Linked DNA regions of Homo sapiens: region 2 is linked to region 1. A link is a loop called in an ENCODE intact Hi-C map of the cell type or tissue named here. Cell type or tissue: Calu3. All regions are shown on one strand. Links, peaks and the distances in the headings refer to the core of each region. The heading gives the core; the rest is flanking DNA.

Region 1 (5,472 bases), core at 373-5,372:
GCTTTCCTAATTTATCACAGAAAAGTTATACATTTAGACTATAAGTTTAACTAGCTGAAATCATTGCTATTGAACATTATAGTGGCTTTTGTACTAGTTAAAGGAATACCAACATTAACTTAAGACCAGACACATTTGAAGGGTTAAGCATTTGATCAGCCTTTTCTGGAGTCAGGGAAAGAAATATCTTATTTTAAATTTCCCATGTCTAATGAACCAACTCCCACATTATGCAATTAAGGCTGAATATGTAAACGTCAGTACCAAAAGGGCTTGGTTTATGTTTCTTCAGGGATATGATTGGTTTTGAGCACTTAAATTCATAGCAGCTTATCCGATGAATTGAATATAAATGTTAAGACTTAATTTGTAGTTAATTTGAAGTCCATTGGCTTTGCAAAGTAGAAATGCCCAAATTACAAGTCTCAAGTCTGATGATTTTAAAGATGTGCTCTAAAATTTATTATTTTGGTTTGAGGTAATTTCAAAGGGAAGAGAAAGATTATTTCTTCCTCCTCTAAAAAGTTGTATTCCAGTCCAGTGCCTATAGATATGCTGTTCCACAGAAGCCAAACCTAGGAAACAGTGTGTTCATCGTATTTTGGCTCTTTTTGTCATTCCTTTAATTCTGGAGCTAGAAAGGTAAGCATCTTAAAGAACTTTTGAGAAATGACTCCAACACAAAAGATAATAACAATAGCTACCATCTATTAAGTATCTGCCATGTCCCTAGCACCTTGCCAAGCCCTTTATATGCATTGTCTAATTTAATCTTCACAACCTTATGAGGTGGCACTATTATCCCCATTTTTAAAATTAGGAAACTAAAGTTCAGAGATATTGAAGAACAGTCTAAGATCACATAGCTAACAACAGGCAAAGCCAGCATTTCAGACTCCAAACCTCGTAATCTTAAATATTGTAACAGTTGACAATGACAACCTCTCTATTTTGGAGGCCACACACAATCAAAAAGAGAATTTAACTAGTTTGCCGCATCCTTTCACTGTTGCTGCTTTCTTCCTTTTTTTTTTTTTTTTTTTTTGAGATGGAGTCTCACTCTGTCGCCAGGCTGGAGTACAGTGGTGCGATCTCAGCTCACTGCAACCTCCACCTCCCGGGTTCAAGCAATTCTTCTGCCTCAGCCTCCCAAGTAGCTGGGACTACAGGCGCCCACCACCACACCCGGCTAATTTTTTTTTGGATTTTTATTTTTATTTTTATTTTTATTTTATTTTATTTTATTTTATTTTTTGAGACAGAGTCTCGCTCTGTCACCCAGGCTGAAGTGCAGTGGCGCAATCTTGGCTCACTACAAGCTCCACCTCCCAGGTTCACGCCATTCTCCTGCCTCAGCCTCCTGAGTAGCTGGGACTGCAGGTGCACACCACCACGCTTGGCTAATTTTTTGTATTTTTAGTAGAGACGGGGTTTCACTGTGTTAGCCAGGATGGTCTTGATCTCCTGACCTTGTGATCTGTTTTTTTGGTATTTTTAATAGGGACAGGCTTTTACCATGTTTGCCAGGATGGTCTCGATCTCTTGCCCTCATGATCCGCCCGCCTTGGCCTCCCAAAGTGCTGGGATTACAGGTGTGAGCCACCATGCCCAGCCGCTTTCTTTTATTTTTAATGCTACTGTTGTTGGCATTCTTCCAAAGATCCACAATAAGTTGTGTTTCTGAAATGTTGATGGAGCTTCCTCTTTGGATCACTTAACGTTGTGGCTGAAAGCTTGTGCTCAGAGGGTTTCCATCCTAGCTCACCTTGAGGGATTCATTTGGAGGAATTAGAGGTAAAGAAGGAAGATTATCTGGATTTTCAATCTTAGTGAATTTTCCTATTGTTAAAGATTAAAATGAGATCTTTAACACCACTTTAATATATTGTTTTTGATGGTTGCATTTCAGTTTAGAGGGAAGTATGAAAAAATGGAATAAAATGTTGCCCCAGTAAGAGTTTTATAAAACATCCTCAGCACACATTTTTGGAATGGATCATATCAACATTGTAGAGTTTTACAAGCCCAGGTTAAAACTGCTGTGAAGAGTCATATTTACAGACTTTAAAAAAGGATTATCTATTTGTCCTTAATACTGCAGATCAGCTAAATATAGATTCTCAGAAGCTTCCTATGTAACGAGCATTTGGCTTAATAAAACAACATGTAGCACACCATATTTTATCTTTAGAAATGCATGATGACATCATACAGGTCTCTTACACGAATTGCAGAGTTAAAAAAAAAAAATCAGAGTACTATGAAAATCAGTTACCAAGAAGGCATAGTGGTGGCTTTCCAGATTTCAGAATCAGGATTATTTGTACTGTTTTTATTTCAAAGTGTAGAAAAGACATTTTTTTAAATAGACTACATATCAGTCACATGCAAACTCTTAATGTAAGAGAAGAGCCTATTGTTCTTTATCTCAACAAACCTTTGAAAGTACCAAAGGGAACAAGAGTAAAAGCTCTTCCCCTGTCCACCTTAAATTCCAAGAATTTTCAAGACCTGCAAACAAGGATGGGGGTGAGACAGATGCCAGTGGGAGACAGGTTTTCCTTTGTTCTCTGAAAATACCTAGAAGAGTTCCATTTCATTCCATGTGCAGGTGAAAAAAACAGGTGTGGCAGAGTCATCTTTCTCATTCACAGTGTTGGTTGTTAATTGTTCTCACTGCTGGCTGTCAATATTATGTAAAATTTTCATTCCCCATTCAAGATGGAAAAAGTTGTGGCTGAAAATGTTAACATTTGCATTTTTATTTGTTGATTTATTTAAAGGACAACCTCTCCTACAGCAATCCATCACTTGGTGACACCCCAAATATGAATAATGTATTGTAGACTTGCAGTTACAATGTGTAATAAGTGCTAGAGACAGTAAAGGAATGTTAACTATGTTGCAAATATAATATTTATTAACTCATAAAGTTTATTGCTTTTAAGGTTCAATAATACTGACCATAAGACATCAATATCACTTATCCTGATTTTAGCTGGGCACCTTTGTATGTAGAAATATTCATCTATCTCATGCTAACAAAATAAATATGTAATTTACAGCATAAGCAAAGGGGGCATTATAGTTTTCTGTGCTGAAAGCTGCAGTGTTTCTTTCTCTCCATTTCACTTCTGGCTCTCCACACTGATCACACACCCCTAAGCTGCGTAAGAGAATAAGCACAGTGGTCATCTTGGCACAAGAGGGTGGTGAAGCTGAATTAAATGTACCATTCATTTCTGCTTGAATGGAACAAGCAATGCCCCACAGACCACTCCACCTGGAAAGAGGAGTTGAGGGGCTTTCTCCCTGTCATTCTGAACACCTCAGGGTAGGTGAGCCTTGGCTCTAAAAGAAACTTAAATAAATACCTTTCCTACCAAATGAATGAGTCAGAGTTTACCAAGTCTACTTGATCCTTTAGTCTCCAGTGTGAAGCCAGAGCTGGGCAAGTTACCATTTGCTTCTCAAATGAATGTGTTATGAGCACAGATATAACTGATAATTAACCATTTTGTGCCTTCTAGAATTAGGTGTGTCCATTGTCAACAATAAAGATCATACAGGAAATATATAACACTCAAAGCAAAAGAAGTAATGATAATTAGCAACCATCAGCTGTAATTGTCATCTACATTAAGATGCAGAATTATGTATTTCTTCGTTATAAATAGCCTTTCTAATTGTACTTGATGTATGCCAATTTAATCAAAAAGTATACTTGCAACAGGCAGAATTTGCATTAATGTAGCCTTGGATCTTCAGGTCTTTTATTTCAAATTTGACTGGGAAAGAAGGCCTATTACAGCTGTATATCCTTGATATGTTGGTGTCTTTTTCTATTCAGATGTGTAGATCTGATACATTTTATATTAAAATGAAGATAGTATCTTCTGAGATTGCTCAATGCAACAGAAATCTTGTCACCTTTAAAAATATTGGTGGAGTTTGTATTTTTCAGTCATATGGTGACACAGTGATTGTTGGACCCTGATAAGCAGAGGCACACCAGGCCTACAGTAGCAGGATTAGATTCTCAGTCCCTGAAGTAAAAGGTTACTAAGGTCACTTCTTTCTGTTCTTCTATGACTTCTACAAACAGTTACAGCTGGTGCTCTCCCTGTGCCTTTGTGTGTCTGTGTGTAAGATGTGAAGAAAGAAAGGGAGATTTCACCAAATCACGCCCAACTAGTGAATTTTCAGAACTGGAACTGGAATTAGCCTGTTTCTAGGATGTACTGTTCACTTTTTTAGCTTTTTTTTTTAAAGAAAGATGAGTTTTTAATGACAACACAAAAGCGTTAAAGGTTTTTGTTTTGTTTTATTTTGTTTTGTTTCTTTTTGAGTTACTGGTGGGGAGAGGTGTTGATTTTGTGAAGCTTCTTTTTTCTTGACAGGATTTGGGAAATACTTGAGTACATACTTTGAGGGACTTGATAAATTATTTGGGGGCTTTTAAAAAATAGTTTATTTTTATTAATTGACACATCATAATTACACATATTTATGAGGTACATTGTGGTGTTCCAATACATGTATATATTGTGTAATGATCAAATCAGAGAATCTAGCACATCCATCGCCTCATACATTTATCATTTCTTTATGGTGAGAACATTCAAAATCCTCTCTTCTAGTTATTTTGAAATACATTAGGTTAGTGCAAAAGTAATTGTGGTTTTTTTTCTATTAAAAATAATGGCAAAAACTGCAATTACTTTTGCACCAACCTAATAAAATGCAATATTGTTAGCCATAGTCACCCTACTGCACAATAGAACATCAGAACTTATTCCTCCTATCTAACTGTAACTTTGTACCCAATGACCCCTCTCTCCCCATGTCCCCACCTCCCACTCTTCCTAGCCTCTAGTATCACTATCATACTCACTGCTTCTATGAGATCAACGTTTCTAGATCCCACATACAAGTGAGATTGCTTGTTGGAAAGCAATTGAGGCCAAGTCAACCAGTTCAGTATTTGTTTTTTGTGCCCGGCTTATTTCACTTGACATAATATGCTTCAGGTTCATCTATGTTGCCACAAATGACAGGATTTCATTCTTATTTATGGCTGAATAGTATTCACTGTGTATATATACCACATTTTCATTATCCATTCATCCATTTATGGACACTTAGGTTGATTCCATATCTTGGCTATTATGAGTGCTTCAGTAAACATGAAGTGTAGATATCTCTTTGACATACCGGTTTCATTTCCTTTGGATACATACCCAGCAGTGGGATTGTTGGATCATATGGTAGTTCTTTTTGTAATTTTTTGAGGAGCATCCATACTATTTTTCATAATGGCTGTACTAATTTACATTCCGACCCAATAGTATATGAGAGTTTTCTTTCTCCAATCATTGCCAACACTTGTCTTGTCCGTTTGGTAACAGCCATTCTGACAGGAGCAAAGTGATATTTCATTGTGGTTTTGATTTGTATTTTCCTGATGATTAT
Region 2 (5,472 bases), core at 303-5,302, 230 kb before region 1:
GTAATGAAATATTCCTACTACTTTTAAAATTTTAACCTTAAGATGATAACTGTGATTCCATTGTATAAGAACTCTCCTTTTTCACTTCAGTTAATACAGTTTTATTGAATGTGTTTGATTTTCACTTAGAATTATTAATACTGGGTGATATTTTCATACTACATTACAGAGTACTTGCAACTCTGGTGAGAATGCTGTTCCCCAAGGCCATAGCTAATGGTCTAGCAATGTTAAACTGAATTTAGAAATGATACTGTAAACTTATGCTTAAAAGTGTGGGTGGGTGATATAGAAGATGAGTATCTTTTTGGAAATAGAAGAGAGAGGGTGTGGTTGTTTCCTTCTCATGGACTCTTCCCCCAGTATAAATTCTTAAGCACTACAGGTAGTATTTGCTAATTGTTATTACATGTTGAATATCCTGTATCCAAAATTCTTGAGGCCAGAAGTGTTTCAGATTTTGGATTTTTTTAGATCTTGCGGTATTTGCAATATACTTACCAGTTGAACATCCCTAATCCGGAAATCCAAAATGCTGCAATGAGCATTTCTTCTGGACATTATGTTCATGCCCAAAACATTTCAGAGTTTGGAGTATTTCTAATTTTGGATTTCAGATTAGGGATATTCAACCTATACTTCAGTAGTTAGCCAAAATAGAAATGTTACACTGCCCTAAAAATTCAGAATGCTGCTTCCTTTTAAAGAAGAAAGTGGATTATTTTACATCTCTTATTTTACTTTCTATATGCTTCCTTCCAAAACAAAAACAGTTGACCAAAACAGATAAAATAAACACAGAAAGACATACCAAGAATGACTTAAAGGGAGGAAGCAAAGGAGTCCAATAATGTATTACATTTCAACATAAAGGAGAAGGATGGGCCTCCTCTCACTGGTGTGAAAGAGGGTTCTTAGAGATGATTGATACGCATACCGTAAGTATGTTCCCTGGACCAGCAACATCAGCATTACTCAGAAGCTTGTTAGACCCTACCTCAGATCTACTGGATCAGAATTTGCTTTCCAACAAGACCCACAGGTAATTCTTTTGTACATTACATTTTAAGGAATGCTGCTCTAGTGGTTCTAAGACTTTATTCTAAATCTCAGCTCACTGCTAGGTTATCCTTGGATAAGTTATTAACCATTCTGTGCTGCAGATTTATTTGTAAAATGAGATTAATAATAGTACATAATGGGTTTTTTCTTTTAATAAGAATTAAATATAATCTCTTTAAATTAAATATAATGTTAGTCCCTCACCTTCAAGTAGAGGTTATACTGAGCTATTCAAAGATACTGTGGTTCAGGCATCCGTTCCTGGTGATAGGTGCTTAATTGTGAAATAGGTGATGATAGTATCTTATTCTTAAAAGAGAACTCTGATGAAATCTCTGAAGAAGGGAGAGATGACAAGCATAAAAATGATAGCACTGGAAGATGAAATACTGTATATGAGGAACACTTGATGTCACTGGATTGCTTCGTGTGGGAGAAAGAAGATTGAGGGACCACTTAAACTCGGTTTACATTTCCACTAAGAAATGAATTGTTAGGCTCCTGTAATCCCAGCTACTCGGGAGGCTGAAGCAGGAGAATCGCTTGAACTTGGGAGGTGGAGGTTGCAGTGAGCCGAGATCACGCCACTGCACTCCAGCCTGGGCGACAGAGCAAGACTCCGTCTCCTAAAAAAACCAGAAATGAATTGTATTACATGGTAAGATAAAATAGTTCAAGGAGACAAATATAGGAATGTTGATAAAAAGAGTCAAACTCTGTAAAACATTTAAGGAGGCTTATTATGTGCCAAATATGGGTGACCAAGGCCTGTGACACAGCCCCAGGATGTCCTGAGAACCTGTGCCCAATGTGATTGGGTGACAGCTTGATTTTATACATTTTAGGGGGACAAGTTACTGGCAGACATAAATCAATACATGTAAAGTGTACATTGATTCAGTCTGGAAAGGTGGGACAACTCGGGCTTTTAGGTCATAGGTGGATTCACGGATTTTCTGATTGGGAGTTGGTCAAAAGAGTTAAGTTATTATCTAAAGACCAGGAATCAATAGAAAGGAGTGTCTGGGTAAAGATAAGGGGTTGTGGAGACCAAGGTTTTTTGCAGGTTTTTATTATGCCTCATAGGTGGCCACCCTTAGAGGCAATTGATGGCAAGTGTTTTCTGTTCAAATGTTTCAAAGGTGCTAGACTGGCAGCTAATCTCTTCAGGAACAGAAGAACTGGAAAGGGAGGAGGATTCTCAACATAATGTAGATTTTCCCCACAAGAGATAGCTTTGCAGGACCATTTCAAAATATGTCAAAGAAATATATTTTGGGGTAAAACACTTTGATTTTTTTCAGGGCCTGGTATCTATCATATACTTGACTCTATACTAGAGTCAGGTTGGAATTTGATATCTCATTGCTGCAGAGAGACTGCTTTGCCAGTCTTAAGATCTCTGTTTTAATGTTAATGTTGGTCAATTGTGCCTGAATTCCAAAGGGATGAGGGTATAATGAGGCGTGTTTGACCTCCCCTTCCCATCATGGCCTGAACTTGTTTTTCAGGTTTACTTTGGAATGCCCTCGGCCAAGAGCGGCCTTCATTCAGTCAGTTGAGGGGCTTAGAGTTTTATTTTTGCAGGAGTATGAAGAAAGAGAGGTATCATGTGTATTGAAATGGATAGCTCATGAAATGTTTTCATTTAATGGTAAGAACAAATCTCTTCTGTTTGAAGATCGGAAGTAGAATGACATGACTTTTTGTTTGTTTGTCTTTTGTTTTTTTTTTTTTTTTTTTGAGACAGAGTCTTACTCTGTCTCCAGGCTGGAGTGCTGTGGTGCGATCTCGGCTCACTGCAACCTCCAACTTCTTGGTTCAAGTGATTCTCCTGCCTCAGCCTCCTGAGTAGCTGGGATTACAGGCATGCGCCACCACGCCTGGCTAATTTTTGTATTTTTAGTAGAGATGGAGTTTCACCATGTTGTCCAGGATGGTCTCAATCTCCTGACCTCGTGATCCTCCCACCTCGGCCTCCAAAAGTGCTGGGATTACAGGCATTAGCCACCACGCCTTTTTTTTTTTTTTTGAGACAGTCTCACTCTGTTGCCCAGGCTGGAGTAAAATGGCACGATCTCAGCTCACCGCAACCTCTACCTCCTGGGTTCAAGCGATTCTCCTGCCTCAGCCTCTTGAGTAGCTCAGATTACAGGCATGCGCCACCACGCCCAGCTAATTTTGTATTTTTAGTAGAGACGGGGTTTCTCCATGTTGGTCAGGCTGGTCTTGAACTTCCAACCTCTGGTGATCCGCCCGCCTCGGCCTCCCAGAGTGCTGGGATTACAGGCGTAAGCCACTGCGACATGACTTTTTTTAAAGAGCTTTCAGTCTGTTTCTCGTGTTTGGAGCTGGTAGTTTTCAGCCTGATATGTTTCACTATGCTTCACAAAGCATTATTCACACAACTTCACTGATCAGCCTTTTGGGGTCTGGAGAGCTTAGTGTGCAGACCATTTTCCATAGTCTATATTGTCAGGAATTTTCCCTTTTTGAAATTGGAAGTTTTTAAGTGTTAATTATTGTTGTGCAGTTCACTTGATAAGGAAGCTTCTTGGGGGAGAGGTATGATGGCAGCTTTTTTTCTTCTACAGTTCTAAGGTAGTTCTTGTAACCCATGAAAGGCTGAATTGCTTTAAAGCAGCCTTTCCAAAAGGGTAAAATATTTCTCCTTCGGGTCCAGCTGAAACATAGAACTTTTAAACAAAAAATAAATTTTTAAGCAAGTTAGAAGCAAGAGAAAATGCATGGTTTTTAATAGAAATGTTTTCTCAACCTTTAATGTCTACAGTGAATGCTGAAAATTTATATTTTCTTATTTTGTGAAAAGGAAACTATAAAAACATGAAATCAAAGTTCTGGTCCATCTGGCACATTGATAGCCTGCTTTTTAGGGTGTCTGGATTTAAACATTTAAATAAGTGTCCTTACCTTTAAAGTTGGAGAAATAAACCTTGGGTCTCCATTGTGTAGGTAGTTTCTAAAATCCATAGGGTCTAATGACCTGAGAAAAAGACAGAATGTAAAGCACCTCAATTTCAAGTCTGTTTCTACCCAGCTCCCCCCCCCCCACCCCCCGATCTTGATTTGCAATTCTGCAAGAAATAAGGTAGGGACTTAGATAACTCTAAAGGAGCTAGTTAAATACTCTAATTAGCTATCTTTCCGTGGCTCATGTTTTTGTTCAGGTGATCAAACAGAATGAATTACAGTCTAGAAGAGTCTGAGTGGGTCACTTGAGTCTTGTTTCCATCTTTAAGTGTCCAGAGCATTGAGTTTTCCACTGTTTTGTGCTTTATTACCCTCCCCCAATGGATTACTGTCATCAGGAAATTGAAAAATAACATGTTCATACACCGAATTTGCCATAAATTTTTCTTTTAGTTAAATGGAAGATTTCAGACTTGTATCAGTGGCTTGTGCTCTTGCACAGATCACAGCTTCATAAACAGGTGTAAATATTTATGTGAAATTCTTACCTAGCCCTGTGAACCACTTGATCTTGGAATCACTTTTTCTTTTTACAAACAATCCATTTTCAGTTGCATATATTATCAATGAGTCCTAAACTAGATATATAATTTAGACCTCAATTTTTATATCAGAAAATGTGTACTCTTTTTTTCAAAAGGGAGAAAAGAAAATGATTGTAAGGTGAGGAATTTGACGTGGTCAGAAACCATATTTAAGATGAGAAAATCTTGCTAGGTTAGAAAACATTTTAGTTTTTAATGAGTCAATATTTTAAGCATCTTCTTGGCTGGTTTAAAGGCCACATTGTCTATTTATGGTTTGTTTCCATTCCAAACTCAAAACCAACGTGAAAATTCAATAGGAGCTCCTTTACTTTTATTTCTATACTCATTCCTCTAACATTTTTAAAGTGCCTGCTGTGTGCTGAAGAGATACCAAGATTAGTACACTACGATTTCCAGGAAAACACAGTCTGCTTCAGGTGATAGTAATATAGTCAAATAATTTTAACTTTATGGTATTTACTATGATAAAGGTGCTTAACTCTGCCTGGGAGGTCAGTGAAAGCTTGGAGGAAGAGGTGACATAAAAATTAAGTTTTAATGGACAAGTAGGAATCTAGGATTAAGGGCGGGCAAAACATTCTAGGCAGAACGTTATGCCTAGAATGATATGCTATCTTAATATATGGCTTGTAGGCATTCAGAGTAAAGGAAGTACCTGCCATAGTGAAAATATTTGGGTTCAGTATTTCCCCCAAAGTCTGTGAGTAATGGATTGCTTTACAGTTGGAGCCAGATGGCCTTACCTCAGATTCTTACCCGAGGATGATCCTGAATAAAACATCTCTCTTTTGTAAAGCTTCTCTCCCTGACAAGAAAATAGCCTAACTGTTCATCTACCAAAACAGTCGGGGGAGATGATGGACAACCAAGT

The links. A loop is a pair of places that touch in the nucleus more often than their neighbours do. Peaks named below come from ENCODE experiments on the same cell type or tissue, not always from the same donor. Only the 100,000 strongest peaks of a DNase experiment are listed, where the experiment ranks them.
Region 2: it touches region 1 in a loop (4-fold over the local background); 2 of 110 quality-filtered maps call a loop at or near these places.

Annotation. Positions count from the first base shown.
Region 1 is chr18:37,173,357-37,178,828 of GRCh38, forward strand. All of the region lies in intron 9 of KIAA1328, which reads left to right. Among named protein-coding and RNA genes, the nearest start is that of SNORA111, 290 kb to the right of the region's middle. RefSeq lists a silencer at 2,410-2,704. In Calu3, for the core only: no CTCF peak of the experiment used is centred there; a DNase peak (open chromatin) is centred at 2,555.
Region 2 is chr18:36,945,476-36,950,947 of GRCh38, forward strand. All of the region lies in intron 5 of KIAA1328, which reads left to right. Among named protein-coding and RNA genes, the nearest start is that of KIAA1328, 120 kb to the left of the region's middle. RefSeq lists an enhancer at 2,452-3,086. In Calu3, for the core only: no CTCF peak of the experiment used is centred there; a DNase peak (open chromatin) is centred at 2,556.